Linked DNA regions of Homo sapiens: region 2 is linked to region 1. A link is a loop called in an ENCODE intact Hi-C map of the cell type or tissue named here. Cell type or tissue: A673. All regions are shown on one strand. Links, peaks and the distances in the headings refer to the core of each region. The heading gives the core; the rest is flanking DNA. Region 1 overlaps RAB3C (RAB3C, member RAS oncogene family). Region 2 has its middle 14 kb from the start of GAPT.

The links. Peaks named below come from ENCODE experiments on the same cell type or tissue, not always from the same donor. Only the 100,000 strongest peaks of a DNase experiment are listed, where the experiment ranks them.
Region 2: a loop joins it to region 1, with 6 times the contacts of the local background. A loop is called at or near these places in 22 of 110 quality-filtered maps.

The regions. Positions count from the first base shown.
Region 1 is chr5:58,840,063-58,856,997 of GRCh38, reverse strand. It overlaps RAB3C (RAB3C, member RAS oncogene family), which reads right to left. Exons shown (of 5, transcript NM_138453.4): 5 at 1-5,834. The coding sequence ends at 5,647. Among named protein-coding and RNA genes, the nearest start is that of PDE4D-AS1, 190 kb to the left of the region's middle. In A673, for the core only: a CTCF peak has its summit at 6,500 (motif pointing right); a DNase peak (open chromatin) is centred at 6,527; H3K27me3 peaks cover 923 bases.
Region 2 is chr5:58,469,159-58,486,093 of GRCh38, reverse strand. No RefSeq gene overlaps it. Among named protein-coding and RNA genes, the nearest start is that of GAPT, 14 kb to the left of the region's middle. In A673, for the core only: a CTCF peak has its summit at 8,172 (motif pointing left); no DNase peak of the experiment used is centred there.

The sequences.
Region 1 (16,935 bases), core at 3,378-11,377:
ACAAACACCATTAAATTGTTGTACATTTGGACAGTCTAACGGTATCACATCACGTCTGACATTAACAATATATTAACAGGAATTACAGGACAGTTTTCCTTTAGCACGTATCCTAGGGATAATGAGACAATGCATGGAAAGCCATCATATTGATACAGCAAACAATACCCAAACTTTACTTTTACAAGAAGTATGGAACCACTTGACAGATGTAAGTCATGCTCACGTCCCTGAAAGGGCAGGTGTCTGAGGGGCTCAGGTACCATCTGTGTCTGTAAGAACAGCATTCACGAACCTAAGCAATACCTAGCCCCAAATAACATGAATGCAAAATAATTTGCCTCAAGAAATAAAGCCACAGCCAACTCTCACTTGTCCACGATGAAGGAAATATTAACACAGGTGAATGAAATACACAGGTAACCTCAAACCTCATTTCAGCAAGTAATGACTGTTTGAAACTCCACCAGTAATGGTTGCTGATGGGAAGTAAATGGTGAAATTTGAGTCTCATTTTCTATTCTTGGTCCTGTCATTCCATGAGGATAGTGTTTTGAAAAACTGCAGTAATTTAAAAGAAAGTCAGAAAGTAAAAGAGAACTGCAAATAGAAAGTTCAATTTGTCCACTAGCTAGATGGTCTGATCTTAACACTCGAGCTCTGAGTGAGGTTTTAAAATGACTCATTTCTGTTATCTAGAATGCTTGCAAAATTTATTTCCCCTCCACTCTCTCTGTTTGGAGGAAATTAATTACATGCACAGACTAATCAAACGAAATCAGTGTGAAGAACCGATTTTATGGACCTTATAAGTAAGATGTGAGTTATAGCTGGAACATAGTAAAAGCTCCCTTTTCCCTAGCACTGAGAAAGCACCATAGATGGAATTTTGCCTTCTTAAAAAAAAGTATCAGTGTTTGCCTGATACCTTTGTACAGGCGAGTGAGCGTGTGAGTGACTGTTGAGAAGGGCAGCACTGTATGTGTAATCTAAAAGCAAATATTTCAATCTATCAAAGGGAAATATTATTTGACCGGAGTGTCAAGCATTTCTGTAAATATTTTTAAGAAAAAAATTATTTGTGAAATACCAGTAACAATAGGTAGATACATTTTAGATAAATCCCCCAACTTGGTTTTTCCCTGTTAGGGGGTACTATATTTCTACAACCTAGAGCCCTTTAGATACAGTGCTGTGCAGGGGTAAAGGCTTTTTTATTCTGGTCATAAACTTCATCTTTTACTTAATTTGGCCCAGTAAATTCCATGATATAAAACAGGTTTATGTCTTTAATTGACTTTGGTCAAAAATTCACCTAAAATATGAAGAACTCCCAAAAGCTGGCTCAAAGGTTCAGCATATCAGAAAGACTTCACCATTTTACAGGCAAACTACTAAAGCGAAGGTAATCAATGCACACAGGCAGAGCTGAGCAGAGCTGTAGAGGTTGCATTTTCCAGGGAGTGACAGAAAGGCCACATGGGTGTAGTTGCTCATGTGGCACCCGGACAGCACACTAAGTGACTATACACGCAAAGGAACAGAGTTCCGGGTTCTAGTCATGCAAACTGTAATTGTGAGAGAAAGGGTTCTTCAGACGGACAGGCCAGCTCTGAAGTATGCCACACCAAAAATAACTGATTGAGCATTCCAGTAGTACTATGAAGATTATTAACAAACACACAGTAACTTTTTGGTCTAGAAGGGTTTTAGTTATGACTTTTTTATAAATAAGATTCATATCACAGTTTTTCACATGCAGGTGTTACCTACCTCAGCTTGGTATAGCTTGGTAGTTTGGATATGCTTTTAATATAGTCCCACAAATGCCACACTGTTAACTAAAATATCACATAGTACATCCTCAACCATGCACTAAGATACATGTTGGATAAAGCACATCACAATGAACCACTGATTATGGACTACCATGCTCTAAAATTAATGTTGCTTCATGGAAGTTCAGTTAATAGTGGAATGTATTTAACTTTTAAAAGAGAAGAAGAAGGTTGTATATACCCGAAAGTCTATCGTCAGCATAGATGTATTTAAAATTGAAAGTTTAAATTGGTTCCTTAAAAAATAACCAGTGTACTAAACAAAAGGCCTATAATTAATATGAATAAGATTTAAGTAGGTGAAATATATATATTTGTTTACTGAGTGTTTTGATGTCTTGTATAATTTGGGTTGTAACTTTGTAGATTTTGTTTATTATCACAATGCCACAACTTTCTGCTACAACTGAAGGCATTGTCATAGTTTTCTTTCCAAGTAAAAATCTTAGCACTTAGTTACCAGGCAGCAAAAAAATACTGAACTTCAAGTGACCCTAAGGAGGAACTAGAAGAACCTCCTAGCTTTCACAGTCATTAGAAGTTCATCAAGGCAGTTGGAGCTGTTCACTGGGGGCAGCAACAATGAACTGATTCATTGTCCTGAAGCAATTCCTCTTATGAGCATGTAGATGCGATGCTAACATTCAAACTGCCATCTTAGGACGCTTTGTGCACCTTCTACTTCCATCCCCATCTCCAAAAACTGAAATGCTGATTCACTCTGAGGATGGCTATTTAAGTCAAATAATTTTCAGTCTAATTTTTCAGTTGCATTAGGAAAAGAAAGGAAGGTACCAACACCAAAGCTCTTGGAAGAATCGATTTGGAACAGTTCAGGTTTATTCCTAAGGGTATCTAGAGGAGTGAAAGTGGTCAGGTAATGAGTAGCAAAGGAAAATAAATTCATACTTAAAACACTAATTTAATTAAATCAAAGACAAGAGATAAATGTGTATAACTTACAAACCAACAGGAGTATGTACTTTTTAAAAGTCTTGTTCTTTTAAATATAAATTTAGTTAGGCCATTGATAAAAATGACCTGCATTTATTTATGTATTTAGACTATTGATAGATGATGGTATAGTGTGTGTGTGTGTGTGTGTGTGTGTGTGTGTGTGTGTTGGCCAAAAGGCTGAAAAACCTTGGAACTATAGTGTTATAATTTATAAGTAACATAGCTCAATGCCAATGAAAGCCCACTTAGTTAACCTTGGGTTGGTCCCACCATTTGCCAAATTTGATGTTAAAACCCGGATTTTTTGATGCAATTACAGCAGGAGCATTTAAGTGTTCTTTCTCTTGAGCTCTGTGACTGTTTCTCTGGAAACCTCTCATTGAATTATTTGGAATGGAAATCCTAACAGGGTGGGAGTTTCAGAACTGAGAATCAATGAAAAAGGCCTCACTTCCATTGGGGTTTAGAAATTAGAAAGTATCAGATGTTTCTTGGCAATGACATTTGGGCTATTGTTGCCTGTCTCTCCCCTGACTGGCATAAAATGTTTCCACTTCGGGATGTTTGACACTGTGTAAGTGGGAGCTTGGCTTAGGGCTTCCCATCTAAGGGCCAATTAACTTCAACAGCAATCAGTTCTTCAGGGAAGGGGTTTTCAGCAGAGCAAAACTCTGCTCTTTCACTTTTAAATACTGTCTCATTTTGCTTTTCATTTTACCACAATACACACATCAAGGTCCTTCCTTCTGAAAAAGCCATCAGAATATTCTTTCTAAGCTTTTTACATCTATGTGTGGGATGAGGGCTGTGAAGGAGGATGAGAAGGGTTTCCTGGCTTTATTAGTTCCTTTTAGATTGTAAAAGTGAGCTTAATAGCTATATCATTTAACATGGCCACATTCTGGCCCAAGTTACAGAAATATTATAACATTGTACAAACAGACTACTGCTACAAACAAATCTGTTTTTATGCCTCCTGCTTCTTTCTCTCCCGTCACTGTAATTCCTGTGATTTTGAAGTTGGTTGCCCCATTAAAAACTAATAAAACATTAATGTTTTCTTGTCTTTACTATGCTAAGGTTTGCTTTGTAGGGCACCAAAGTAGAAATGTACTACTGATTAGTGGATCTTCAACTAGGAAGGTGAGAAATAACATGGAAATGCTTAAAGCATTCCAAATGCTCTCTCCCCTAATTTCCAACTTTTGACTTACTAATGTGTGTGACCTAGTTCTGTGACTTGTAAGGATTTATTCTCCAAAGATATCTTTAGATGTATGCCTGTTTCATTTGCATCCAATACTTTCATGGGAAGCCTCTCTATTTTTGAGAAGAGGAAAAAAATTCTTTGACATAACCACCAAAAAAGTAGAAAGTTCACTTAACGAAACTATCCTTCCAAATCTGCCAAATAATTCCTGCTTCCTTCCTAAATCCTAGCTTTAAATAATGCTGGACAGTGATACAGAGGCCAAATTTCCCTGTTGCTCTCTGTACAGCTGGTAGGATTTGTTGTTTTCTCTTTATTCATATAGGTCCTTTAGGAAGTTTGTGATACAAAATTAGAATGCTCCAGTGGTTTCCTCCCTCTTTTAAATTGCTATGGATCCTAAATATTTCTGAAATTGAAATACTACAGTTATAGAATGTTTCCTGTGTAACTTAAGCATTCACGTAATAGGAATATGCTTTAGAATTTATGAACATCTGGACTTAAAAAGATGATTAAAGATTAAAATTTTCCTTTTTCTCAACTGGGGACCCTTTGAAATCTGATTTAAATAGCATCTAAACAGGTAAAAGAACTTAGCTGAGGTTTGAGAAGATGGCCGTGTTTGGGGAGGCAAGTCTACATCCTACGGAAAGAGGAGCCCTAACAAGCTTCAACATAAGCTCTAGTCCAAGAGTTGGTGATGGTTCCAGAAAGTGATGGTGGTGGTGGTGTGCATTATGGGGGTTGGGGAAGGCAAGTCATTGAAAAATAAGGGGGCTTGGACCTTGGAATTCCATAGCTACTCATACCCTTCTTGGTTAAAATGCTTGTTGCATAACTGGCATTCAGTAGATATGTCTCAATCTGTTCAATGATGTTGAATATTCACAGAATTGGGAAGGATCAGTGGAAAAAGCAGTCCTGGGTAGATACTTGCTTATTTAAATGTGTAAACGAAGATTATTGTTAAATAGCCCCAGTCAGGTAATATTAATGACTTAGGAAAATTGCAAGGACCTTAAAAACAACATTTCAATTTCTTTATAGGCCAATGATCTCAGTTATTAATAACAGTGAAATAAAGACACAGTTCCCAACAGTAAACTGACCAGACTCGTGACAGCGTCCCTAATCATGAGAAAAACTTCCATTTGATTTTCAACTAAGAGTAAAGCAAATGAAGTCTTGTGACTTCTTCCTCTGCACGCATGCGGGCATGCGTGCACACACACACACACACACACACACACAAGCAATTCCTTGGTCATCATTCCTACAAGTGAATAGCATAATTTGAATCAATGGGACAAAAGCCAGTTGTAGTGAGATTATAGTCTGATGTCCCAGAAGTAGTCTGAGAACAAATTTGAAACAAAAAGAGCCTAGCAGACAAATAAATAACAAGTCACATGCAGGTACCAGATGTTTATAGATGGATAGTCCTTATAAATTTAAGATCACATATTTGCCACATATTAAACAGGAAAGCTCCCAAGAATTGAATGCGTACGAGCCATTGACATCAATTTATTCCTTCAAATAATTGTTAGGCAGTATAAATGAAGGCTAATAGACCATTTACAAATGCTGTTTGTTGGCAACCAGAGCCCCCTGGAGCTGCCTGTGTGCACGGGGACACTAGCAGGCACAGTTGGGCTGCGGTGGAGGAGGAGTTTCCTTGAGTCTCGTGTTCTGCTTTGCAGCAGTGATGGCAGGATCAGTCTCCAAACTCTCTGACATTTTGTCGCAGATGATATCCACAAGGCGCTCAAATGTCTGCTTGACATTAATGTTGTCCTTGGCACTTGTTTCAAAAAACTCAAACCCTGGAAGAAACACACAGAAACACATCTTGGTTATTTTGCATTTCTGAAATTAAATGGGACTTGATTATGGCTTTCAATAGTGATGAGGTGATGGTGAGACATCAGTGGGTGGTAGGTTTGGGGTAGGTAAGAGATTAGAGGTGGGCATGAGGTACCATTTAAGCAAATGCTACCATCTCTTACTCCATTAACCATGAACAAAAGAGTTATAAAGTGGAATTGGTGATGTTCACATTTTATTTTTCTCTGTTGATTCATTTGCATTATCAGCATGACTGAATAGATTAAAAATATTCTATTGCAAGAGTTAGTAATGACAACAGTAAGAATCCTCAATACCAAATCTATCTGTAAGAATCTTCAACACTAAATCTAGATTTTCCATCCCTTCCCTCAACCCCTAGCGCACCATGTAGACTCTTGCAATCTTTTCATGGCATTATTTGGCATCTTATTCTGTTTTTATTTCCAGATTCTACCAAAATTTTTAATTTCAATTTTTTAAATCAATTTAAAGCTCAGAAGGCTTGGTGTGCATATTCTGCTGTAAAAGGGAATACCAAGCTCCAATATAATCCAGCTCTAACTTTTCCATGTCTGCCCTGCTGCTGCCTAATGATCGGTCTGAGAGTGGGCTTCTAGTAAATTGTCAGTATCTAAAAGGACACAAGATGGCACTGAAGAGTCATAAGATTTACCTTAAACCTGCTTCAACCTCCTTCAGAAAATTTTTGAGTAGTGTTATTCCAACAGCCCTCCAGGGCTTTGTATACCTCTGCACCTATCAGCTGGGTGCTGATTTTTCCATAGCTTCTGTTATCTATCAGCAGGAATGTTTTTACCAACATCTGGGAAAGGGCACTTGGTAAATTTCAAATGAGCTGCCAGAGATTGTTAAGAAGTTACAAAATGCAGCAACAGTTTCACACTTTCACCTATGTGCCACTGTACCTGGGCAGAAGCAGCCTTAGTATGCTGCTCTGTACACAGTCTTATCACTCTATTGTTTGCATTCACATTCCACTGGCTGAGCTTGCCAGTCAGTTGCCATGACAACCTCCCCACTAGGCCAGCCAGAGATTGCTCTGGTCCATTCAGGGGACGTTGATTTAGGATGTGTTGGGCTGAACATAGAAAGGCTTTTCTAATCCATTCTGAATTTTACACCCTATAAATCCTTCTGGTTACATCTGGCCCTATCTCAGAGGAGCCGCATGGATTCAAAATGATGAAATCATGTGATTTCATCCCAGCTCCTGGGGCCAAAGGAAAAAGAACAGATTAATATTTTGCATCCATGTCAAAATCCCTCAAATAACCTAGAAATACTTATTTTCTTAAATAGTATTGAAGCTAGACAACAAAAGGCAAGTGTCGTGAGTTAAAATCTCCAACTTAGTCGTTATACTATTTGGTTCAATGACTACATCTGAGCTTGAATTTCACTAGCTACTCTCGTTAAAATCCACATGAATAACTGCAGGATTGGGGTTGAAGAACATCAGTAGAGTCAAGGTTCTATAAAATAGAGCTGGATATTTCAAACCATTGTGGCTTGTATTTTTCTTTCCTTTTGTCTCTCTGGACAATGCTTATATGGCTCTCTTATAGTCTACATTTTAAAAATCTGCAGATAAGGCCATCTGGTGTTAACAGAGCTCTCTTTTATAATGTTTGTGCAGTCTTTAGAGCTAGATCGTTCAACTTCCAGTAATTCAATCCAGATTTGGGGAAAGGCAAGCATGGATCTAAGCAAGATCCTTGTTGCTAAGATATCAGAACTATTGGCATGCTTGTGGTGATTTTCCCAGACCTAATGGGAGGATGCTTTATGTCATAAGATACCAAGAACCCACTGAAGAATTCAAGATCCCTGAATGAGCCTTTGAAGAAAAAACATCCAAGAATTTGGTACAAAGGTCTCATTTACAAGTTCAATTTTTTCATCTCTTTTGCTAACACTTCTTGTACTTATTAGTATGATTTGGGAAGTCACTGAGCTTGAACGGTATCATAAAAGATTTAGCCATTATGAAAAGATGATAATCCACACAAGGTTTTATCAAATGTGACTCCTTTACCCTGGGCATCTCAACACCCTATCATCATATTGGTATACAATTTGAGGTCAGTAAAATTATCTTTGATCTCAGAAGCCAACATGATCTCAGCTTCTCAACCTTAACTGGAACCCTAAGAATATGTGGCTATTAAAGAGACAATGTGCCAGAAATAATGGCACCTATTTATTCAGCATGCTGAGAAGGAGACATCATGATATGGTGAGAGATAGATTATCAGTCAAAAGATGTGGGATCTAGCCCCACTTAGCAACACTTCTAGCTTTGGGACCATGAACAAGTCACTTTAAAAAAAATCCTTAATTTCCTTATTTATGACATTTGCCTTACTTAACTTACAGGGTTATCATGAGGCTAAAATGAGAAAAGATAGGCATAAGTGCCAAGCAAACTAGAAAATGCTATGATAACAACAATAGCAATAATAAACTAACATTTGTTGAATGATTACTATATAATAGGTACTATTCAGAGCATTTTATACATTTTAACTCATTTTATCCATTAGTAGGTACCATTATTTTCTCCAATTTACTGATGAAATAGAGGCAGAAAATGGCTCCGTAATTTGCTCAAGTATTTCGTTGCTCAGCTAGTAAATGGCAAAGCTGGAACATGAACTACTAACTTGTACACTCTCCTGCTTCTCCAGATACACTGAAAAAGTAAGCTACCATTTTGTTTTGGCTAAATTGTAAGTCCTATGTTAATTAACAATCACAATATACCATAAACTTTCATCAAGTTAAATAATCAGAAAATAATTAACTAGATTTAACACTGCCAGTAAACCAAATGAAACAATCTTTCTTGGTGATTCCAAAAGTACTCTGATATCTTACACTGCTCAAGATTCATCAAGATGGTCATCATGACAGCTGTATTTCTATACAGAATTCTAGATTTATAGATATAAAAATTTATGGAGGCTGGGTGTGGTGGCTCATGCCTGTAATCCCAGCACTTTTGGAGGCTGAGGCAGGTGGATCACCGAGGTCAGGAGTTCGAGACCAGCCTGGCCAACATGGCGAAACCCTGCCTCTACTAAAAATACAAAAATTAGCCAGGCGTTGTGGCATGTGCCTGTAGTCCCAGCTACTCAGGAGGCTGAGCCAGGAGAATCGCTTGAACCTGAGATGTGGAGGTTGCAGTGAGCTGAGATCGCACCACTGGCACTCCAGCCTGGGTGACAGAGCGAGACTCCATCTCAAATAAATAAATAAATAAAGGTTCTGGAAATTAAAGTGCTTCTCATTGACCAGATATGCTGGGATCTCTTGTCATAAGTTTGTCATAAAATAAGATATTCAGGATCAAAATCAATATCATTAGTATTTTAGCATTTAGTAGTTTAGATTTGGGGTACAGGGATGTTTAGAAAATCAAGTGGGGCTTGATTTTCTATCCAAGCGAATCAGTCTTTTCATTCAATCACCTGTGTATGAGGATGCTCATGCCCTCAACTGTGTGTGCCCATGGGTGCTTAAAGCTCATGGCCTAAGTTATAACCACTAATGCAACCACTACAGCCTTTGTTCTTTCACTAACTCAGATTTTATGGCTGTTACCTCCCAGTATCTCTGTATTTTGAGATCAGTTCTCAGTATTTTGAGCTTGTTCTGAGAAATCTTTAATCTCCCATTCGTACACACCAACGTCAGTGGGAAGCTGGATCAATGATACTTCAGAAACAGAGTCTTATAACTTTGAAGATCACTTCCAATCTACTGGGTAGAAGAGTGTGGTTCAGCAAGATCAAATAAGTAGCCCAAAGTCACACAGCAAGCCGATTGTGAAGTCTGACAAAGACCTCCTGATAAATAAGTTACTGATTTAGCTTACAGCCTTGAACACCTGTCTCTCAGACTACATCATCCAGAATTAGTATTTTCAGCTCATGTAGGTTTCTTCATCAGCAAATCAGTGAAGCCTTTCACTTAACTGTAGAAACTCTGATCATTCTTTCTCATCCTTCCCTTAACAAAGCCTTTCTAATCTCTTTGGCAGAGGCAGGCGGCACTGTTCGTGAGATGCATGAGCTTTGCACTGTGGTCCAGCACATCTCTGTTGTAGGCTTCCTCATGCCTGATCCTGAAAGGGTCACTCCTACCCTTTCCAAAAACCACTACAGGTACAGCGGGACACTAATCCCTTCAGGTTCACCTGATGTTAGGGACCAAATAAAAGCTTGGAAAGGTTTTGTTTGATAAAACATGTTAGCTATGCTGAGGAAAGAGGAGCAGAAGCAAAAGCCAACCTGTGTCCTCTTCATGGTGGACACTGAAAGAGCAAGCAGAGAGAGGCAGTGTAAGCCAGACTACACTCTAGTGACAAACGGCTGTGATTCTACACCCTGACTTCATAGGATTGGAGGTTCACCCTCATTAGAATCACCTAAATTATGGGCTGGGTGCCATAGCTCACACCTGTAATCCCAGCACTTTGGGAGGCCACGGTGGGAGGATCGCTTGAGCTCAGGAGTTCAAGACCAACCTGGCCTACATAGTAAGACGCCACCTCTACAAAATATACAAAGATTAGCTGAGTGTGGTGCCACAATCCTGTAATCCCAGCTACTCGGGAGGCTGAGGTGGGAGGACCACTGAGCCTGGGAGGTCAAGGCTGCAGTGAGCAGTGTTCACGTCACTGCACTCCAGCCTGGGTGACAGAGCAAATCACCTGAAGTGCTTAAAAGTTTCTGAACTCCACTCTACACATACTGAACAATGGGAATCAAGAGGGGTGTATGGGGCTTCAGAATATGCATTTTTAACAGGCTCCTTGGGAGGTTTCTTACGCACATTTAAGGTTAAGATTTACCCTCCTCTGTACACCCATGTTCAGAGCAGCATTATTCACGATAGCCAAAAGGTAGAACTAATCCAAGTGCCTATCAACCTATGAATGGATAAACAAAATGTGTTATACATAAACAATGGAATATTATTCAATTTTAAAAGAAAGGAAATTTTCACACGTTATAACATGAATGAACCTTGAGGACATTATGCTAAGTGTAATAAGCTAGTCACAAAAAGACAAATACTGATTCATGCTACAACATGGATGAACAGTGAAAATAGTATTCCAAGTGAAAAAAGCCTGACATAAAGGACCATATCTCATATGAGACCATTTTATAAAAAATGCCCAGAATAGGTAAATCTATAAGACAGGAAGCAGATTAGTAGCTTCCTAGGCTGGGGTAGAGAGTGAGGGAAAAGGCAGAGTGAATGCTGATGGGCAGGGGGCTTCTTTCTGGGGTTATGAAAATATTCCAAAATTGACTGTGATGAAGGTGGCACAGTCCTGTGAACATACTAAAAACCACTGAATTGTACACTTCAAATGGGTGAATTTTATGGTATATGAATTATACCTCTATAAAACTATATATACACATATATACATATATGTATACCTATATGTATATATATGTATATATACATATACACACACACACACACACATATATATATATATATATAGTAAGAATCACTGTCCTAAATGAATGAGAATGTACGTTGCCCTTAGAGATTTTTCTGAGAAACCCCATGGCCGATTGGGGAAACCATTCTGGTGACTGGCAGAATCCCCTACCACAAAATGGTTCCCATGCTCAACAAGAACCCTTCTTACAGGTGTTTAAATCTAATCCTTTTTGCTCTGGTCTCAATGGAGATGAAAGAGCAGCTGCTTTTCAAGGAGGGCATTCTAATACCTTCCGGTGCACGTGAAGAACATGAACCCACACTTCCTGGCTGTGGCGCAGGCCTGATTTGCCGACACTCTTCTGTCCACTTTGCTCCCAGGAGGTCCTTAGAGCAAAGGAAGCCTCAGAGAAGGCTGAGGCCTTTTCACATTGATACCCACAGGGCAGCAAGCAGGGCCTTAGGCCAGAAGTGTGCTGCTCACTGAGGTGGCAGGCTCCAGGATGTCACTCTGGCGCTTGAAGAGTACTGGAACGTCAGAGCACCCTAGGGGACTCCATTCCACATGTGACTGCATTGTGTTAATGGTAATAATCACAATCACAGTATTGCACACTTAACCACCTCTTCCCCCGCTTTCTCCAGTGCATTACAACAATCTTACAGGAAACACTTGATTCATTTCCACCCATCAATAGCTACACCATATTGTGAAATGCCATTTGTTTTTATGAGATGTTCTGCGGCACTGTTGCTCCTTTTTTAACCCCAGGGAAACATCGCTTGGGGCACTCTGATCTTTTAAACTTTACTTTGAAAGAAAAATCACAAGTGATATTTTTTTTTCTGTAGAGAGGAAATAGCCACTAAAGTCACACTGCAATAAATTATTTTCATCTCCAATTGTTAAAAATCTGTGATTTGTTCTTAAGTTTCTATTCCCAAGCTCCTAAATGAGAAAATCTTCTTTTTCCAGATTCTAGTTACAGTTGCAATGTCTTGTCTCCCCTTTCCTGTGGAACTGGATGGGCCAGAACTGCAAGGAAAGGTCATTCTGCTACCGGGTGGGTGACATTTGAGCCAGAAGTAGGGATTGCTGAGCAGCAGGACAAACTGGCATATTAGCTCGTCCTCTACTGGGCCCCAGCCCAGAGACAGGCTTTAGGAAGAGAAGTGGGAGGTAAGGCTTTTGATCAATTTGCCTGAAGAAGGGCCAAAATTGCAGACCAAAGCTGTAGAAAAGCAAGAATAGGAGCTCAACCAAAGGCTAGTGCTACTAAAAAAATGGTATTTCAGCCCCTGAGTCTGTGTCTTTAGCCAGGCATGACCAGATGGTAGCATTTTCCTACTTCTGTTAGAATTCTGAAACTATGCAATGGTCAGTCTATGGCCTTAACAAATCCTGGTCCATAATATAAGAAGATGGACATTAGGGATGTACAAAGGTTAATCACCATGATCTAATTTCAGAACATTGTCATCACCCCCCAGAAAGAAACTTTGCATCCAAAAGCAAACACCCCTCATTCCTTGACCACCTCCATACTACGTGTGTTTTGCTCCGCAATTAGAATGTACATTCCACTGTGCTTCTCCATATCTCTAGAGATAGTAACATAGTGCCCAGCATGAGCAGGTGTCCAGTAGATGTTGGCTAATTAAAAGGTTTTTTTTAACTTTTGAAATTTTTGTGGGTATATAGTAGGTGTATATATTTATAGGGTTAATTAAAGAATAGATTTCTGTTAATTGGCTGGGAGAAGTAGTGGGGTTAATGGGGAAATGGAGAGAAAGAGAATCACTTTTCCTTTGTTTTTAGTTATGACGTGACTAAACCAGTGAACAATTCTGTCAGCCATATCATTTTTAGATGGAGTTTACCAAGCATGGAATTTCACAAAATATCGTTTTGGTTTTGCCCTGTGGGAAATTTATGATATAAAACAAATTAAACCAGCTCTATTTACTCACAAGGAAAGACATATTTCTGAAAAAATTTGAAGAAATGCAAGATCGTTACACTTCAACACCTGAACTAAGAACTATTAAAGTGCTGAGAAGTCAATGTTCTGTCATATTGGTTTTAATAAAGAGATAAGGATCATTTATGATTGGCAGAGTGGCTGCTTATATGCAAAGAGTGCTAAGTGTTTTAAAAGAGTTTTTTCTCTGAAATGGGTTAAATATAACCTTGTAACTTCTTAACATTTCAATAGGCTTTCAATGATAAAGGAGACAATTTCCAGCTCAGCCTATTTATGAATTGTCAACAAAAACATTGATAACTTCTGTCTGTTTAGGATTTTCAGGTTACAATAACATATGCATTATCAATTAGGAAGTTATTTTTGCTGTGGAGGATACATATGAAATAGAGCAAATAGTGTAATACATTTTTAATTACTAGGGCCCAAATGAATGAAATTTCATTGTGATATCAAAGGATATGGAATCTTAAATGTAACTAACATTTATTAAGTACATACTATATGCACATACTACGCTAGGCCTTTTTGCATTTATTTTCTAATCCTGTAACCAGCCCCATGAAGTAGATGACTTTACAAGGCTCATTTTACAGTTGCGAAAATGGTTGAGTCACACACTTGGTAAACCAGGACAAGATCTAAAATCTGACTCTAAAGTCCACACTCTTAACCTTTGTACATCCCTAATGTCCATCTTCTTATATTTTGGCAGTGTTCCACTAGCTGTTGGCTTCATTTACAAGTTCTTGGGATTTCTTATCCTTTCTAATATGTACTAATATCTGCCAATTCTTAAAATCAAGAAATTCTTCTCGAGGTCTATATCTACCTCCTTTCAATAGTAACACAGCCTAGACACAGAACACTATGTGAAGCTTCATACAAATGATTTTACTTTATATAGTGACAAATTCTGAAAGTCGTAATTAAATCATCCCTTGTCTTGATGAAGTTTGAATATGGAAAAGGAACTCTCTCCAGAAGCAGCTAGCTTTTTCACTGAACTCTCAAGGCAGAGGATGAGATGATGATGAATCTTTCTTAGGATGGCTACTTCCTTGTCAAATAAAGCCAAGCCATGCAAATGCCAGTTAAGTAAAGTTAAGGGTAAAATAGAGACAATAGGGCATAGTACCAAGATTTAGTGGAGAAAACTATTCTAATGGCTTACACGGATGAAATATCATGGGTCAGTCTGTACACAGCTGAAAGCAGGTGCCTACAGGCATCAAAGAGAGTATATCTTTGGGATTTGGGATTGAGACAAGAAAAAGTCATCCACTGAGAATAAAGTTATTAAGTAAGTGCCACAAAGTCCATGAGATTAGCCATCTGCAGAAGGAATTCACTCCAAGATAGGATGAACAAACGATTTTCTGGTGAGAACAGCACACTTCTCAAAATCCATCAAGGGACTAGAGTGTCTTCCAAATTTCTCAGATGGAGGGTAAGACTTCTCTTTTATCAGTAGTCTAATAAATGATAAAAATTTCAAGGTAAAACCATTAAAAGAAAATGGAGTTGATTTGTGTGAAGTCAAGGAAAAAAAGAGTCAAGGATTGAGATTATTTACTGCCCAGTATGGTCAATGGGGAAATGAGAGGATGCCTGCATTGAGTTGGCTGAGTATACAGGTTTACTTGCTCTGTATCCCAATAAAGAGCATTGTACTTACTCAATGGTATCCCTTAACATCACATGCCTGGCACATAGTGAGAGCTCAATAGGATAAGAAATACATGAGTAGAAAAGGACCAAGGCAAGGAACAGACAGCTACGATTTGTCAAAGGGAGAATGCTAAGTGCAGCAAGAGACTGCAGACACACATAGGGTGATTTGAAATCACCATAGGGCTGTGTAGAAGCACCCAATCTCTGCAGACTTGTCTATCCAAACTGGATCAGATCTGCCTGGAGTTAGGAAGGACTTTCCACTGAAGAGAAAATGTAAAATGATCCCCACCAGCCCCCACTGCCACCACAAACACCTACAGTCCTTATAAGAGGAGAATCCCAAAGCTCTTGCAAACCCTAAGCCCATTTTGGAGAGCCGCTAGGAATTCATGCAGCTGTATTGCCCTGTAGCAGGAGCACAAGGTTTGCACTCCCCATACCTCACACCCCTGTGAGCCAAGCTTCTGCAGCATAGCACCATCTTGAGACCAGAGCTACCTCTGGGGTCCACCCTTCTCTGGGGGCCAGTATCTACTGCACCTCTCCAGCACTGGGACTCCATTTTATTTCCAACAAGCTGATACAGGTAGCTGAATGCCACAACCCCAGCTGTGCAGAGCCTGGGCCCAGAATCAGCTATGACTCTGGTCCTGCACAGCAGGGAAAACAACTCCTGTCACTACACTTTCAGCTGGGGGAAGAGTATAGCAATCTTGCCCAGGGCAACTCTACTCTTGAGCCAGCCAAACTGCTACATGCCCTCCCCTAAATGGGAGAGGACCTGAGTCTCTGAGCAGCTGATCTGCCCCTGGCCAGCAAAGTCGCTATGTGACCGTGCTCAGGACCTGAGAAATAGCCCTGCAGTGCCCCTGCCCCCTGCCCCCTGCAGACATGGCTGTGGCCTACCCAATGGTCCTGTACTCTCCATCAGTGCCTAAGAAACAGCCTTGCAGGTTGCCCCTGGTGGGCATACCCCCAGGCCAACTGAAGAGCCTTGCACCTGCATGTAGACCTGAGAAATAGTTCCACGGACCACTCCTGGCAGGCACAATTCTAGGTCAGACAAGCAATTGCATGCTTGTGCCTGTGGCAAGAGTAACAGTACCATAGCTCCAACCCCAGTGACTCCAAGTTAGCTAGCACACTGTGTGCATATATATGCCTCCAACCTGAGAAACAGCCCAGCAACCCCAATCCTACAAAGCCACACCACTGGTGCCACAGACTCTCTCAGCCTAGACCACTGAGAAACTTGCTTATGCTACTAGTATGGATTATAGCTGAAGAAACTACATGGAGAGTACACTGTTGCATCCACCTAGAAGCAAAGCCAATGTACTCTACCAAACCAATACCCTAAAACTCATTCATATGAAACCTACTTCATAAAATTGGAAGAAGTGACTTTACCACGTGCATAGAAATCAGTGTAGGGACACATCAAACATGAGAAAGCAAGGAAACAAGACACTGTCAATGAAAAACAGCAATTCTCAAGTAACAGACCTCAATGATAAGAAAATGTGTGAAATCCCAGAAAAAGAATTCAAAACAATAAACTTAAGAAAACTGAGATACAAGAGAATATAGGCAATTCAATGAATTCAGAAAGACAATTCATGATTTGAATGAGAAATTCGACAAAGAGATGGGTATCATTAAAAAGAACAAGACAGAAACCTTAAAGCTGAAGAATCCAATGACTAAAATAAAAAAATTACCATTGAGAGCTTCAACAACAGACTAGACCAAGAAGAAAAAAGAATTTCTGAAGTTGAAGACAGGGCTTTTGAAATAATATAAGCAGAAAAAAAAAGAAAAAAGATAAATAAATAAAGCCTACAGGACTTATGGGACACTACTAAGTGAACAAATATTTATATTTTCAGTGTTTTGGGAAGCAGAAAAGAAGGGAAAAGATGAGGAT
Region 2 (16,935 bases), core at 3,557-11,556, 370 kb after region 1:
TGCCAACTTCTTCAGTAAATGTTGAAAGGCATAGTACAACATATTATAATTTTTTTTTTTTTTTTGAGACAGGGTCTCCCTCTGTCACCTGGACTGGAGTGCAATGGCATGATCTTGGCTCACTGCAACCTCTGCATCCAAGACTCAAACAATCCTCCTGCCTCAGCTTCCCAAGTAGCTGGGACTACAGGCATGAGCCACCACGCCTGTCTAATTTTTGTATTTTTTGTAGAGATGGGGTTTCACCTTGTTGCCCAGGCTGGTCTAGAACTCCTGGACTCAAGCGATCTGCCCACTTTGGCCTCCCAAAGTGCTGAAATTACAGGCTTTAGCCACCGCACCCAGCCACATATTATAATTTTTACATAACTAGGAATGTTTTGAAACTGCGCATGTAGCCGGGCTAGATGAGAAAACTGCTGGATTCCCAGGAACTTTTCTCCCACAGAGAGCGTCAATCACTATTACCATTTCAAAGTGGCTGCGTTTGGGGGCTAGCTCATTAAAGAAAAATATTACCCTAAACCCTTTGCTTTAAGACCCTGCATGATCTCAGGTGTACACTGATTCCGAGAATCAGTGAAAGGGAGGCAGAGAAAAGTAACAGCTTTAGATCTTCTCTTTTTACAAAATGGGATGGTGCCCTGCATAAGTCTATTTTGATAAGGAGAAACAGAGGGTGAAGAAAATAAGAAAACAAACACTAAAAGAGTGGGTGGGGCGGGAGATCTGTCTAAATGGGACCTGATAATCAGGCCCCCGCCTTTTATTCTCCCATGGGAAACATGCTTTGAAAGCCAATTCATCTTTAGATGAACACTGGTAAACATTCACCCAGAACTTGAGAGCACTGGTGTAGAGCATAAATGTTCCATGGTCTCAGGCAAGCCAGTGTGATGCTCCTGCTAAACCTGCTTTGTGCTTCCACGTAGACATCACCTTCTCCTTGGATATATTAACTATAGATTAGGCTAAAGTCACAATGGTCTTTCTTAAGAGATGTATCACTTACTATGACGTGCTCCTTTTATTAATGCATTAGAATTTTAAGACTATCTCTGTGTTGTCCTCAGAGTCTATTTCTATCCCTGACATTGATTAATTTGGGCCAGTCATTCAATCACAGAGTATCTCAATTTCCTCATCTGTAAAATGGATTTTAAGAAGTCAAAGATTCTTAGGTCCAGTTGCCCACTGGAATCTCCTGAGGAATTTTTAAAAATATGAGTGCTTAGGTTACAGACCATAAAAATGAAAGCAAAATCTCTCAGGGTGTAACTCAAGCATTAGTATTTTTTAAAGTCCCTTGGGTATGTAGATGTCCCCTGCTAATATTCTGTGACTCTCTGCCATACCTTCTTCAGTAAACCACTTAACTCTTTACTTTGGGTTTCCTCACATGAAAAGGGAACTTGAGAGACAGTGTTGCAAGAAAAACAACCTGCAAAGTGCTTAAAGTTCACCAGAGGAATATATATCACTGAAAAGAAAGAACCCAGGGCCGGGCGCAATAGCTCACGCCTGTAATCCCAACACTTTGGGAGGCTGAGGCAGGCGGCTCACCTGAGGTCAGGAGTTTGAGACCAGCCTGGCCAACATGGTGAAACCCCGTCTCCACTAAAAATACAAAACATTAGCCAGGCATGGTGGTGGGTTCCTGTAATCCCAGCTACTCGGCAGGCTGAGGCAGGAGAATTGCTTGAACCGGCGAGGCGGAGGTTGCAGTGAGCCGAGATCCCACCATTGCACTCCAGCCTGGGCGACAAAGCGGAACTCTGTGTCAAAAAAAAAAAAAGAAAGGAAGGAAGGAAGGAGGGAAGGAAGGAAGGAAGGAAGGAAGGAAAGAAAGAAAGAAAGAAAAAAGAAAGAACCCAGGAATTTGCATACTGGTTAAAATGGCACTAATACTTCACATTTATTGGGCACTGAACATAAGTCAAACATTTCTCTAATCCCTTTACATGGGTTTCCTTTTTTAATCCCCACAACAAGCACGTGGATGAGTATTATTCACTAGTTTGGAGATGAGGAAACTGACACACAGATCAGTTAAATTACCAACCCAAGTTCACACAGCTTATGCCAGAGCTTAAATTCCAACTTGGATCACACAATTTGAGTCTAGAGCCTGTGCTTTTGAGTCTAGAGCCTGTGCATAGTACCTCTGCGGTACTATGAACTACCCTCTTATTTTTACTTTGTTTATCTAAATTCCTGTAAAGAAGTCCCAGATTAAAATCTGCTTTATTCCAAAGGGGATAAAGTCAAATTCCTATTTATTTCACACCATCCAATCTGAGCTAAAGACAGTGCCCTGACTGTGGAATATTGACGGACTAGAGCAGGGCTCTTGCCCACGTTTTAAGAAAGTATGAGAGGTTTTAATAAGTAATTGAGGAGACATAAAAATGAGAGGCTGAGCTGTAAGATCATGAAGCTCGTGATTAGAATTTTTTTTCTCTACAGTTCACAGTTGGGGAGTGACATGCTCAAAACCGGGCTTAAGTATGGCCACTCTTGCTACTATTATGCAGAATCATGGAAACGACCTCATGTTTACCTTTGACTGGACTTAGCAAGCTGCTGCAAGTAGAGGCGGCCCATGTCTCTGCATACGCAAGGACATGTCTGTACCTCACATCACACCATCTCTTGCCTGCACAACTGCAATAGCCTCTTCCTGCTCTTCTTACACTGGCGATGCTACAATACCTCATCCTTCGGCTGGCAGAGCGATATTTCCCAAATTATAAATCAGATCACATCAGCCCCCCTGCATAAGACCCTTTACTGGCTACTCATACTCTTAGAATTAAACCCCAACCCCTAATACAGGCTATAAGGCTCTCCATGCTCTGGCGGCTGCCTGTTGCTATTATTTCCTCCTGTGTCCTCCCCAGGTCACTAGCCTCCAGTGACCCTTGTTTTCTCTGCACCTCCTGTGCGCCCAGTTCTTTCCTGCCTTAGGCCCTGCACTAGCTATGCCCATTACCATGCTGCTCTTCTCCTAAATCCTCCCATGCCTGCATCCTTCTCACTGAGGCTTCCTCTTCCATATCCCCTCCCCAGCGAGGATTTCCGTGACCTGCCCAGTTTGAAGTGCACCCCAACAGATGCTGTCACTCACTATCAACCCATACACACTGTCATGGTCACCCACACACAGACTGTCACTCACTCTCAACTCTACATACATTATCATTCCTACACATGCTCTCATTGTTATCACTACACATGCTGTCACTCCATCTCACCTTCACACACATGCCCTCACTGACACCCCTACACAGGCTGCCCCCCTCTGTCACCACTATACATGCTGTCATTCACTGTCAAACCTACACATGCTGTCCCTCCCTGTCACCCCTACACTTGGTGTCACTCACTATCATTCCTACACAGGCTGTTCCTCACTGTCACCCTTATACAGGCTGTCCCTCACTGTCACCTCACATATGCTGTCCCTGTCATCTCTATACATGCTGTCCCTCACTGTCACCCCTACACATGCTGTCATTCACTGTCACGCCTACACAGGCTGCCCCTCTCTGTCACCCCTACCTAAGCTGCCCCTCACTGTCACCTCTACACATGCCATTATTCCCTGTCATCCCTAAACATACTGTCCCTCATTGTCACCCCTACACATGCTGCCCCTTATCATCACCCCTAAACATACTGTCCCTCACTGTCACCCCTACACATGCTGTCATTCACTGTCACTTCTACATGTTTTCACTCACTGTCACCCCTACACATGCTGCCCTGCACTGTCACCCCTACACATGCTGTCATTCACTGTCACTCCTACATGTTTTCACTCACTGTCACCCCTACACATGCTGCCCTGCACTGTCACCCCTACACATGCTGTCATTCACTGTCACTCCTACACGTTTTTGCTCACTGTCACCGCTACACATGCTGTCACTTGCTATCACCCTAACACATGCTGGTCGTCACTGTCACCCTTATACACGCTGTCCCTCACTGTCATCCCACATATGCTGTCATTCACTGTCACTCCTACACATTTTCACTGACTGTTGCCCCTACACATGCTGTCCCTCACTGTCACCCCTACACATGCTGTCATTCATGGTCACTCCTACATATGCTGTCCCTCACCGTCACCCCATACATGCTGTCATTCGCTGTCACTCCTACACATGCTATCACTCACTGTCACCCCTACACATGCTGCCCCCTCTGTCACCCCTGTATAAGCTGCCCCTCACTGTCACCTCTACACATGCTGTCACTCCCTGTCACCCAACATACTGTCCCTCACTGTTACCCCTATAGAGTCTGCCCCTCACTGTTACCCCTACGCATGCTGTCACTTCCTGTCACCCCTACACATGCTGCCCCTCACTGTTACCCCTACGCATGCTGTCACTTCCTGTCACCCCTACACAGGCTGCCCCTCACTGTCACCCCTTCACATGCTGTCCCTCATTATCATCCCTATGCATGCTGCCCCTCACTGTCACCTCTAATCATACTATCCCTCATTGTCACCCCTACACATGCTGTCACTCACTGTCACCCCTATACATGCTGTCCTTCACTGTCACCTCTACACAGGCTGTCACTCACTGTCACCCCTACACATGCTGTCCTTCACTGTCACCCCTACACATGCTGCCCCTCACTGTCACCCCTACACATGCTGTCACTCCTACACACATTATCACTTGCTGTCACTCCTGCACATTCTCTCATGCACTGTCAGTTGTACACACATTGTCTCTCACTGTCACCCCTATACACATTGTCACTGACTGTCACCCATACACATGCTCTTACTCACTGTCACCCTACATATACTGTCATTCACTGTCATACCTACACACACTCTCACTGTCACCCCTACACAAATTGTCTCTCACTGTCACCCCATATATATTGTCACACATGGCCACCTTACACACACTGTCACTCCCTGTCACAGCTACACATGCTCTGTCACCACTACACACATTGCCACTCACTGTTACCTCTACACACACTCACTCACTGTCACCTCTAAACATACTGCCACTCACTGTCACCCCTACACATACTCTCACTTCATGCCTATGCCGATTATCATAGTTAGCCCTACACACAAACACGTCACCCCTACACACATTGTCGCTCTCATCTCCGCACATGCTCTCACTGTCACCCTGCACATGCTGGCACTCCCTGTTACCCCACACACACTGATGCTCACTTTCATACCAACTTGTTCCATTTTTATAATAGCTTGTAGCACTATCTAATACTTTGATATTTTGTGTTACTCTTATCCCTCCTAAACTTAGTGCTAAGTTCATGAGAAGATGGGTTATGTCTTTTTTGTTCACTGCTGTCTGATTTATCAGGGTCTGTCATATCATGTAAAAGGGGTTCAATAAATGTTGCTTATTAATAAATGAAAAAATAGGGATTATTCTTGGAGAGTAATCTTGGGCTAAAATAATAGACTTTATGGTGCTAAACATAAATACACATCACACAGCATATGCAGCACTTGTATGTGTATTATATATATACACACAAATATTTACACACATACAAATGTACCTATATAGTTTAGAGAATAACAAATAAGTACACTCAGGTAAAGAAATTGAAAAATCACCACTACTTTGGAAACCCCAATTTGCCCCACCCTATGATGTTCTCATCTTTCGTCTCCAGAGTAACCATCATCTTGGTTTCTTTTTGTTCATCATCCTTGTTCTTTTTAAGAATTTGATCATCTAAGTGTGTGCCTGTAAATTGTTTTGGAAAACTAGAGGGCAAGTGCAGGCTTGGATAGTGTAGAAATGGCAAGATCCCCACTCTTTGATGAGGCTCTCAGGAGAAGTGAATCCACACTGAGCTTTGAGACCAGCTTGTTGAGAAATTACAAAGCCCATTCAGGGGGGCTCCGAGGTCAGCAGAACAGGTGTGGAAAGTGCCATGAGAAATGCACAGCTTGTCAGGAAGCTGGCAGGGCTGTAGTGTGGACCAGACACTGGATGGCTGATGGAGACAAGGTCAGAGCCAGGGGTTGTTTCGTATTTTCTGCTTCTAAGTATGGCCTTTAGGCTTGGTCAAAAAAGAACATTTCTGTGGAATAAAAAGGGCTTTCAGCTGATTCAGGCAGCAGAATGTCAAGACAAGACAATTGTAGGCAAGTATAGGGGCCAGGGTCACTGGGACCTCAGGTTTAAAAAGGGTGCAAAGTTGGCTGGGTGCAGTGGCTCACTCCTGTAATCCCAGCACTTTCAGAGGCCGAGGCAGGTGGATCACTTGAGGTCAGAAGTTCAAGACCAGTCTGGCTAACATGGTGAAATCCCATTTCTACTAAAAATACAAAAAATTAGCTGGGCGTGGTGGCACACACCTGTAATCCCAGGTATTTGGGAGGCTGAGGTAAGAGAATAGCTTGAACCTGGGAAGCGGAGGTTGCAGTGAGCGGAGATGGTGCCATTGCACTCCAGCTTGGGCAACAAAAGCAAAACTCCATCTAAAAAAAAAGGTGCAAAGTTAGCTGGAATAGGGTGCATTATTTCCAACAAAAACTCTCTGATACCCTTTGCTTTGATTGGTTGATTCATTTAATATTTATTTAGTTTTACACTTTGCCTCTAGATTGTCTTTTGGACAGGCTTTATTGCATACATATAAACTCCGTTTGAGTTCTTTTGTTTCAGGGGACAGAGCCACAACTCAAACTGACTTACACAAAGTGGATTTACTGACCTATCTAACTAAAGAGTCTATGTGCTTACTTAGTTTCATTGGCAATCTTTTATTTCTCAAACTGCCTGAAGAGTACATGGGTATTCATTATAATAATCCTCTTGAATATCTGAAATATTTCATAATAAACTAACATAAAACAAACATGAAATGATTGGATCCAGGGTTTCAGAAATGTCATCAGGTCTTGGTCTCTCCTTTTTCTGGTTGGTACCCTTTCCTCTAGGAAGTCCCTACAGCTCCAGGCTCCATACACTGGCAGGATAGTAGCAAGAATGCTTGTCTTCTCTACACTTCCAGAAGTCCTAGAGTTGGTCACTGGCCTGAGTCAGGTTCCAAGCCAACTGTTGGAACATCCTGTGGCTAGAGATGTGTGATGCTCTGATGGGTTGAGCCAGGCTCACACACCCACCCTGAAGCTAAGGAATGAGGCCAACAAGTCCTCCCTACTCCAAAGCATGGTTTGCCAACAGCTAGCAATGACATTTTGACTATAAGAAGGGGAAGGGATGCTGGATAGGAGAAACACAAGTGACCACTTCAATTCTTGAGGGTTGTTTAAAGGGATAAGGGCAAGACAAAGAGTTCCCTTAAGAGAAAGATAATAACTATTTCTCAAGTTGTCTCCCAAATTCTGTTGAGGACCTAAGGCAGCCCCTAAGCAGAATTACTGTCAATAAGTCATAAAGAAGCACTAATATTATCCTATTGGTAGAAGGAAATGGTGGAATTATGCTTTTGTCAATAAAACTAGTATTGATACTCTCCACTGTGACTAAGACTCTCTTCTTGACCAAACTCTCCCCAGGCTTTGTTGGGCCTTTTCTCTACTAGGTACCAGCCTTGGCCTATGCAGACTTGGAACAAACGCTAACAGTTTCTCACAGCTCAAGGCCACATCCCTAGGATGACCCTAGCTGCCCCTTAAAGTGTTGCCTGAAAAAACCTCAAGCTACCAAAAGAATCCACTGTTTGTTCCAGCCAACACCTGAAGATAGAGCCCTTGTCTCCTAGTCTCTGTGGAAGAGTAGGAGCTTAACTTTGATCATGTCAGTAGCAAACTCAGATGGGTTTCACATGGAGCAACTCCCCTTTTCCTGCTTTTTGTAATTTTTTCCCTTTCCTGGCTCTGCTGAGCCTCTGCTCACTCACTCCCTATTCCCTCATTCTCCCTTAAGATGCTGAGTCAACTTTGTGCAAATCAAACTTGACCACAGTTCACACTGGGCTCTTTTCCTCATTGCTATAGTATATTACTGATTAGAAATCTGTCTTTTTCACTTTACTAGTGCCCAGTGTTGTTTATATCACCTGCAGAAAAAAAAAAAAATTACTGTAGAAGTTAAGGGCCAGGTTGCTTTGGGAGCAAATGTTTTAAAACCAAAACTTAAGAGAAGGCTGCCCTCTGCTGCTTAAAAATCTTGGTTTGGCAATGTGTGTGTGTAGTTTTGTTTTTGATTTCTTTCGTTTGTTTTTTACTTTCTCACCCCCTATTTTTGTACATATGCCCAGTTACTAGTGTCTTTGTTATAAACATGATTTCTATGAAGCTGATTTTTAGAAACCATCATACTCTGGACCAATACAACTTAAGCAAGATTGAATGGCTGACCCTTTCAGCTGGTTTGCTTGGCTATGGATAGACTGCCTGAAAGTACTAGTCGATAATTTAAAAGGACATCTCTATAAGCACTTAAGACTGATCAAATGAACTAAAAAACATTGAGTTACTCCATATAAATGCAATAAACTCTTCCTTTACGTTACAGTACCAAGAGAGCTTGCTCGTGACACTGTTTGTCCACACCTCCTTGATCTTTTTCTTTGGTGAGTGTGAGGAGCCTTTATTTAAAAAAAAAATTATTTCTTCCTTTTTCACTATAGAAAACTGGACAAATATAGAAACCTTAAAAGTGAAGTGTTGATAAAATTTCACTTTAAAAACTCACCAGAAAGCTAGGATGAGCAATGATCCTGAAGTGGTCCTCTCTCCAAATCCTCTGTTACGGATTTCTTGGCAAGTTCTTCCAAATAGTCCCTTCACTACTTCTCTGCTCTCCACCCAAATAGCTACTCTCAGCACATGACTTCATTTTGTGCTTTACTGAGAAGATGGTCACCTTGTGGTGGAGGCTCTGGCTTCTTCCTTCCTCTTCAGCTGTCTCCAAACTCCTCTTCTCATTGCCAGCTTCAGAGAACAGCTGTCTTCCTTGTCCCAAAGGTGAATTTTTCTCCTTCTGCCCATTCCCCCAGATCATATTCCTTCAGTAGTCCTCACTCTTCAACATATTGAAGTGCTTTTTCTTTTTTAAGCAGTTATAACCCCAATGATCTTGCTGGATAATATTCTAGATAGAACTCAGTTTTCATCACCATCACTTCCCAACTTTTTGAATGACCTAAATAGACTGTTCACTCTGTCCCACCTACAGAAACTGCATTCACACAGATTAGATTACCCTCTAATTATTGTTCTACTTGACCTCCCTGCAATGTTTTACACTTTACTTCCTGGAGTCTTTCCTGCCATCTCTTCTGGTTTTCTTTTATGCCTCTGACATTTTCTGGTTATTTTCTGTCCCTTCCTATCTTCTGACTCATAGGACTTTACATGTTTTGTTTACTGGACTCCCTAATAAAATACTTTTGAAAATTATGTACCTCTTCACACACTTTTAAGTTGACATGTAGATTTTGTCATAAGATTAAAGAGTGATATGGTTTGGCTGTGTCCCCACCTAAATCTCATCTTGAATTGTAGCTCCTATAATTCCCATGTGTCCTGGGAGGGACCCAGTGGGAGGTAATTGAATCATGAGGGTCGGTATTTTCCATGTTGTTCTTATGATAGTAAATAAGTGTCACAAGATCTGATCTAAAGGGGAGTTCCCCTGCACACACTCTGTTGCTTGCCACCATGTAGGAGATGACTTTGTTCTTCATTTGCCTTCTGCCATGATTCTGGGACCTCCTCAGCCATGTGGAACTGTGAGTCAATTAAACCTCTTTCCTTTATAAATTACCAGTCTCAGGCATGTCTTTATTAGCAATGTGAGAACAAACTAATACAGTAAATTTGTACCAGTAGAGTAGCGTGCTGCTATAAAGATGCCTGAAATGTGGAAGTGACTTTGGAACTGCATAACAGGTAGAGGTTAGAACAGATTGGAGGGCTCAGAAGAAGATAGAAAAATGTGGGAATGTTTGGAACTTCCTAGAGACTTGGAAGGCTCAGAAGATAGGAAGATGTGGGAAAGTTTTGAACTTCCTAGAGACTTGTTGAATGGTTTTGAGCAAAATGCTGATAGTATGGACAACAAGGTCCAGGCTGAGGTGGTCTCAGATGGAACTGAGGAACTTTTTGGGAACTGGAATAAAGGTCATTCTTGCTATGCAAAGAGACTGATGGCATTTTGCCCCTGCCCTAAGATCTGTTGAACTTTGAACCAGAGAGAGATGATTTAGTGTATCTAAAAGACAGTTAGAAATTTCTAACCAGTGAAGCATTCAAGAGAAAGCAGACCACAAAAGTTTGGAAAATTTGCAGCCTAATGATGCAGTAGAGAAGAAAAAAACATTTTCTGAGGAGAAATTCAAGCTGGCTGCAGAAATTTGCATAAGTAGCAAGGAGCTGAATGTTAATCACCAAGACAATGGGGAAAATGTCTCCAGGGCATGTGAGAGACTTTGTAGCAGCCCCTCCCATCAGAGGCCCGGAGGCCTAGGAGGAAAAAATGGTTTCCCAGGCTGGACCCAGGACTCCCTTGCTGTGTGCAACCTAGGGAGTTGATGGCCTGCATCCTAACTGCTCCAGCCACGACTTAAAGGTGCCAAGGTACAGCTTGGGCCGTGGCTTCAGAAGGTGCAAGCCCTAAGCTTTGGCAGCTTCCAAGTGGTGTTGAGCCTGTGGGCACACAGAACTTCTGCCTAGATTTCAGAGGATGTATAGAAACTCCTGGATGTCCAGGCAGAAGTTTGTTGTAGGGGTGGGTCCTCATGAAGAACCTCTGCTAGGGCAATGGGAAGGGAAATGTGGGGTGCAAGTTCCCACACAGAGTCCCTACTGGGGCACTGCCTACTGGAGCTGTGAGAAGATGACCACCATTCTCCAGACCCCAGAATGCAGATCCACTGACAGTTTGCACCATGTGCCTGGAAAAGCTACTGACACTCAATGCCAGATGTGAAAGCAGCCGGCGGGGGAGCTGTTTCCTGCAAAGCCATGGGTGGAGCTGCCCAAGGCTGTGGGAGTAAACCTCTTGCATCAGTGTGACCTGGATGTGAGACATGGAGTCAAAGGAGATCATTTTGGAACTTTAAGGTTTAATGACAGCCATATTGGATTTTGGACTTGCATGGGGCCTGTAGTCCTTTTGTTTTGGAAAATTTCTTCCTTTTGAAATGGCTGTGTTTAACCAATGCCTGTACCCACATTGTATCTAGGAAGTAACTAACTTGCTCATAGGCTCATAGGCAGAAGGGACTTGCCTTGTCTCAGATGAGACTTTGGACTGTGGACTTTTGAGTTAATGGTGAAATGAATTAAGACTTTGGGGGACTGTTAGGAAGGCACGATTGGTTTTGAAATGTGAGGACATGAGATTTGGGAGGGGCCAGGGGTGAAATCAGATGGTTTGGTTGTGTCCCCTCCCAAATCTTATCTTGAATTGTAGCTCCCATAATTCCCACATGTCCTGAGAGGGACCTAGTGGGAGGTAATTGAATCATGGGGGCAGGTCTTTCCTGTGATGTTCTTATGATAGTGAATAAGTCTCACAAGATCTGATGGTTTTATAAAGGAGAGTTCCCTTGCACACACTCTCTTGCCTGCTGCCATGTAAGACATGACTTTGCTCCTCATTTGCCTTCCACCATGATTGTGAGGCCTCCCTAGCCATGTGGAACTGTGAGTCAATTCAACCTGTTTCCTTTATAAATTACCCAGTCTCGGGAATGTCTTTATTAGTAGCTTGAGAACAGACTACTACAAAGAGTAATAAAATATATATCTGATATGGGGAAAATTATATGTGCCTCTTAAATATATTTTGCCCAAAACAATGGAGCTGCACTTTCAATTTATGAACAACTTCCACTATAATTTAATTGACAAACATAACCTTCATTGTCAAACTAATCAATCAGAAAATATGACTTTGTGTTTCAACTCAAACAAATGTGCTAATACCCGTATCTGTGACAACCATCTTGTTGCCAAATTCTGTCTTGAGGGAAAAAAAAAGAAAGGAACAACAACAAAAAAAACCAAAACAAAGAATGAAGCAGGAAGTCTTGCTATAGGTTTGTCACTCAGAGGAAGTAAGACCCATGCACTTTAATATTCCTTAAAGAAACTCTACAGTTTCAAATTTTCCCTTTGTTCTTGGGGCTCAAATGGTGTTTATAGCTAGTGAAAAAATGCACCAGGGAAAAATATTGTATGTTTCAATGAATAGATGGATGAATGGATAGATGGATGAACAGATGGATGGGTGGGTGAAAGGTATGCCCTCCATTTTTTAAATTAAAGAAGGATAATTGTGGAAAATAAATTGGGAAAGGAGAAAAAGCAGACATGTGGTACCATCAGATCAGTTTTAGAAAAGAATACGTAACAGCTGATTATCTGTAAACTAATTCCCTTAGAAGTCTCTGTGGAGCCCAGTACGCCTTGAAACATTTTCAGAGGTGTGCATATCCTCATTCAAAGGGACTTTTCTTTCTTTTTTTTTCTTTTCTTTTTTTTTTTTTAGATGAAGTCTTGCTCTGTCACCCAGGCTGCTGGAGTGCAGTGGCATGATCTTCGCTCACTGCAACCTCTGCCTCCTGGGTTCAAGCAATTCTCCTGCCTCAGCCTCTTGAGTAGCTGGGATTACAGCTGGGCTAATTTTCTTATTTTTAGTAGAGACGGGGTTTCACCATGTTGGTTGGTCAGGCTGGTCTTGAACTCCTGACCTTGTGATCTGCCTACTTCGGCTTCCCAAAGTGCTGGGATTACAGGTGTGAGCCACTGAGTCCAGTCTCTTGTTTTTTCTCTTTATTTTTTTCTCTTGGAGAATTGACTCAGTCTCAGAAATCTAATGATCACCTCTAGGTAAAGCTGAGAAATCTACTGATTCTTTCTTGCATTTAAAAGCACCAACAATGCCTGGCTGCAGTGGTTCATGCCTGTAATCCCAGTACTTTGGGAAACTGAGGCAGGTGGATTGCCTGAGGTGAGGAGTTCACGATCAGCCTGGCCAACATGGAAACCCCATTTCTACTAAAAATAGAAAAATTAGCTGGGCATAGTGGCTCGTGCCTGTAATTCCAACTACCTAGGAGGCTGAGGCAGGAGAATAGCTTGAACCTGGGAAGCAGAGATTGCAGTGAGCTGAGATCATGCCACTGCACTCTAGCCTGGATGACAAGGTGGGACTCCATCTCAAAATAAATAAATAAATAAATAAAAGCACCAACAAGATATTTCTATTTGAAGATCTCACACTTAACTGCAGACTTTCACCCCATAGTCAGCATGATAATAAAATCTATAATTTTTGTGGAAAGGTGTTTTTCAAGTCCCAGTAGTCTGAGATAAAATTTAACTATAGCACCAACAACCTAATTATCTCTTCCTTGAAGTTGCACTGGATAACGCATAGTCTGACTGTGTCCCCCAGAAGTCCTCTGTTACAGCTTTATTGTGAATGTGATAGTATTTATAGGTGGGGCCTTTAGGAGGTGGTTATGTCATGTGGGTAGTACCCTCAAGGGATTAGGGCCCTTATAAAAGCACTTGAGGGAGCAAGTTTGTTTTCTTTTGCCTCTCCATCATGTAAGGACACAGCTTCCCTCCCCTCTGGAAGATGTACCAACACAGTGCCATCTTGGAAGCATAGAGTGGTTCTCACCAGACACTGAACCTGCTAGCGCCTTGATATTGGTCTTCCCAGCCTCCAGAACTGTGAGAAGTAAATTTCTGTTTTTTTTTTTTTTTTTTTGAGACGGAGTCTCACTCTGTCGCCCAGGTTGGAGTCCAGTGGCACAATCTTGGCTCACTGCAAGCTCCGCCTCCCAGGTTCACGCCATTCTCCTGTCTCGGCCAGCCTCCCCAGTAGCTGGGGCTACAGGTGCCTGCCACCATGCCCGGCTAATGTTTTGTATTTTTAGTAGAGACAGGGTTTCACCACATTAGCCAGGATGGTCTCGAGCTCCTGACCTCGTGATCCGCCCGTCTTGGCCTCCCAAAGTGCTGGGATTACAGGCATGAGCCACCGCGACTGTCCCAGAAGTAAATTTCTATTGTTTATAAGTTACCCAATCTGTATATCTTATTACAGTAGTCCAAGTGAACTAACACAAGGGCAAAATCCCAGTCTTTTAACAGGCCCTTCTGTCTCTGAATAACTTCTGAGTGATTCAAGAATGAGCCTCAGGAAGATGCAGAGAGACTAATAGATATGTTATCTTGTGTGTGAGAAAGGAGGAGAAATAAGGAGAAATAAAAGTATATTTATGTAAGTATAATATACATGCATACTGGTAAGTAAATAGGCAGAGGTAGAGTGGTGGATCTGCTTATGTTTGCAGAAAACAACAACAACAACAACAACAACAAACACAAACAAACACTGGAAGGTAGACCAGAAACTAATGAAAGTACTTACTGTTTAGGAGTGGGGGTGGGGACATAAATAGGATTAAGTGACCAGAAATGAAAGCCAGGCTTATTGGAGTATACTTTTATGCAATTTTGACTTGAGTATGTAAATATTTTACATGTTCCAAAAAATCCATAAAATTGAAAATATTAAAAGAAGACACTATATATCAAAATCTAACATAATCATATAGAGGAAATAATTAGATGAATCTAGAAAATAGTATTCTTTCTGAAAACTCTTGTAAAGCTATATAGTCTAAGGACAGAAAGGGCTTTAAATTCAATAGTTTTATTGTTAATAATGATATTGGTATTGTTATTTTGAAATCGGTTTGTGTATGGTATATAGATAAAGCAAATAAATGATGGTCACTATTATTATTCATTTTAAGAGATAGTAAAAAAATTCAAAAGAATTAAATAAAATTCTATAAGCCAAATTTGAACCAATAAATACCAATTTAAACCCTGATTTTAAAAAATGTACCTCCTACAGAGCTATAGAAACTAAAACAGCATGGTACTGGCATAAGAACAGACACAATGACCAATGGAACAGAATAGAACACCCAGAAACAAATCCACACACCTACAGTGAACTCATTTTAGGCAAAGGTGCCAAGAACATATATTAGGAAAAAGACAGTGTCTTCAACAAATGGTACTGGGAAAACTGGGTATCCATATGTACAAGAATGAGACTTGATCCCTATTTCTCACTTTACACAAAAATCAAATCAAAATGGGCTAGAGACTTAATCTAAGACCTTAAACTATGAAACTACTGTAAGAAAACATTGCAGCTGGGAGTGGTGGCTCACGCCTGTAATTTCAGCATTTTGGGAGACCGAGGCAGACAGATCACAAGGTCAGGAGTTCGAGACCAACCTGACCAACATGGTGAAACCCTGTCTCTACTAAAAATACAAAAATTGGCTGGGCGTGGTGGCAGGCACCTGTAATCCTAGCTACTCAGGAGGCTGTGGCAGGAGAATCACTTGAACCCAGGAGGTGGAGGTTACAATGAGCCGAGATCGGGGTCCTTGCACTCCAGCCTGGGTGACAGAGTGAGACTTCGTCTCAAAAAAAAAAAAAAAAAAAAAAAAGAGAGAAAAAAGAAAACATTGGAGAAAATCTGCAGGACATTTGTCTGGGCAAAAATTTCTTGAGTGACACTCCGCAAGTACAGGCAACCAAACAAAAAATGGACAAATAGGATCACATCAGGTTGAAAAGCCTCTGCACAGCAAAGGAAACAATCAACAAAGTGAAGAGCAACCCACAGAATGGGAGAAAATGTTTGCAAACTACCCATCTGACAAGGGATTAATAACCAGAATATAGAAGGAGCTCAAATAACTCCACAGGAAACTCTAGTAATCCAATTAAAAAATGGGCTAAATATTTCAATAGACATTTCTCAGAAGAAGATGTACAAATGGCAAACAGGCATATGAAAAGGTACTTAACATCATTGGTCAACAGAGAAATGCAAATCAAAACTACCAAGAGAAATGCAAATCAAAACTATCTCACCCATTTATATGGCAAATATCTAAAAGACAGACAGTAACAAATGTTGCCAAGGATGCGGAGAAAAAGGAAGTCTTATACACTGTGGGCAAGAATGTAAATTAGCACAACCACTATGGAGAATGGTTTGGAGGTTCCTCAAAAAACTAAAAATACAGCTATCATATGATTTGGCAATCTCACTTTAGGTATATACCTCCCCAAAACGAAATCAATATATCAAAGAGATATCTGCATTCTCTTGTTAAAGCACTGCTCACAGCAGCCAAGATTTGGAAGCAACCTAGGTGTCCATCAATAGCTGAATGGATAAATAAAATGTGATACTTATAAACAATGGAGTACTATTCCGCCATAAAAAAGAATGAGATTCTGTCATTTGCAACAACATAGATGGAACTGGAGGTCATTATGTTAAGTGAAATAAACCAAGCACAGAAAGACAAACGTCACATGTTCTCACTTATTTGTGGGATCTAAAAATCAAACTCATTGAACTCATGGAGATAAAGAATAGAATGATGGTTGCCAGAGGCTACGAAGGGTAGTGGGGGGATACAGGGGGTCGGGGGGGAAGGTGGGGATGGTAAATGGGAACAAAAAAAATAGGAAGAATGAATAAGACCTAGCATTTTAGTATTTGATAGCATAAAAAGGGACTATAGCCAATAATAATTTAATTGTACATTTAAAAATAACTAAAAGTGCATAATTGGATTGCTTGTAATGCAAAGGATAAATGCTTGAGGGGATGGATACCCCATTTTCCATGATATGATTATTACACATTGCATGCCCTGTACCAAAATATATTATGTACCCTATTAATATGGGTACCTAGTATGTACCCACAAAAATTAAAAATAAAAAAATAAAAAATGTACTTCCTATTTCTGTTGTCTGAATGGGCCTAGACTAAAAAATAGCGAATAGAGTTTATTAAAACACTTGAAAAGTATAAAAGTCCATGAAGCCACAAATGATATTAAAAAAGCAGTAAATGTGAAAACAAAAAGTTT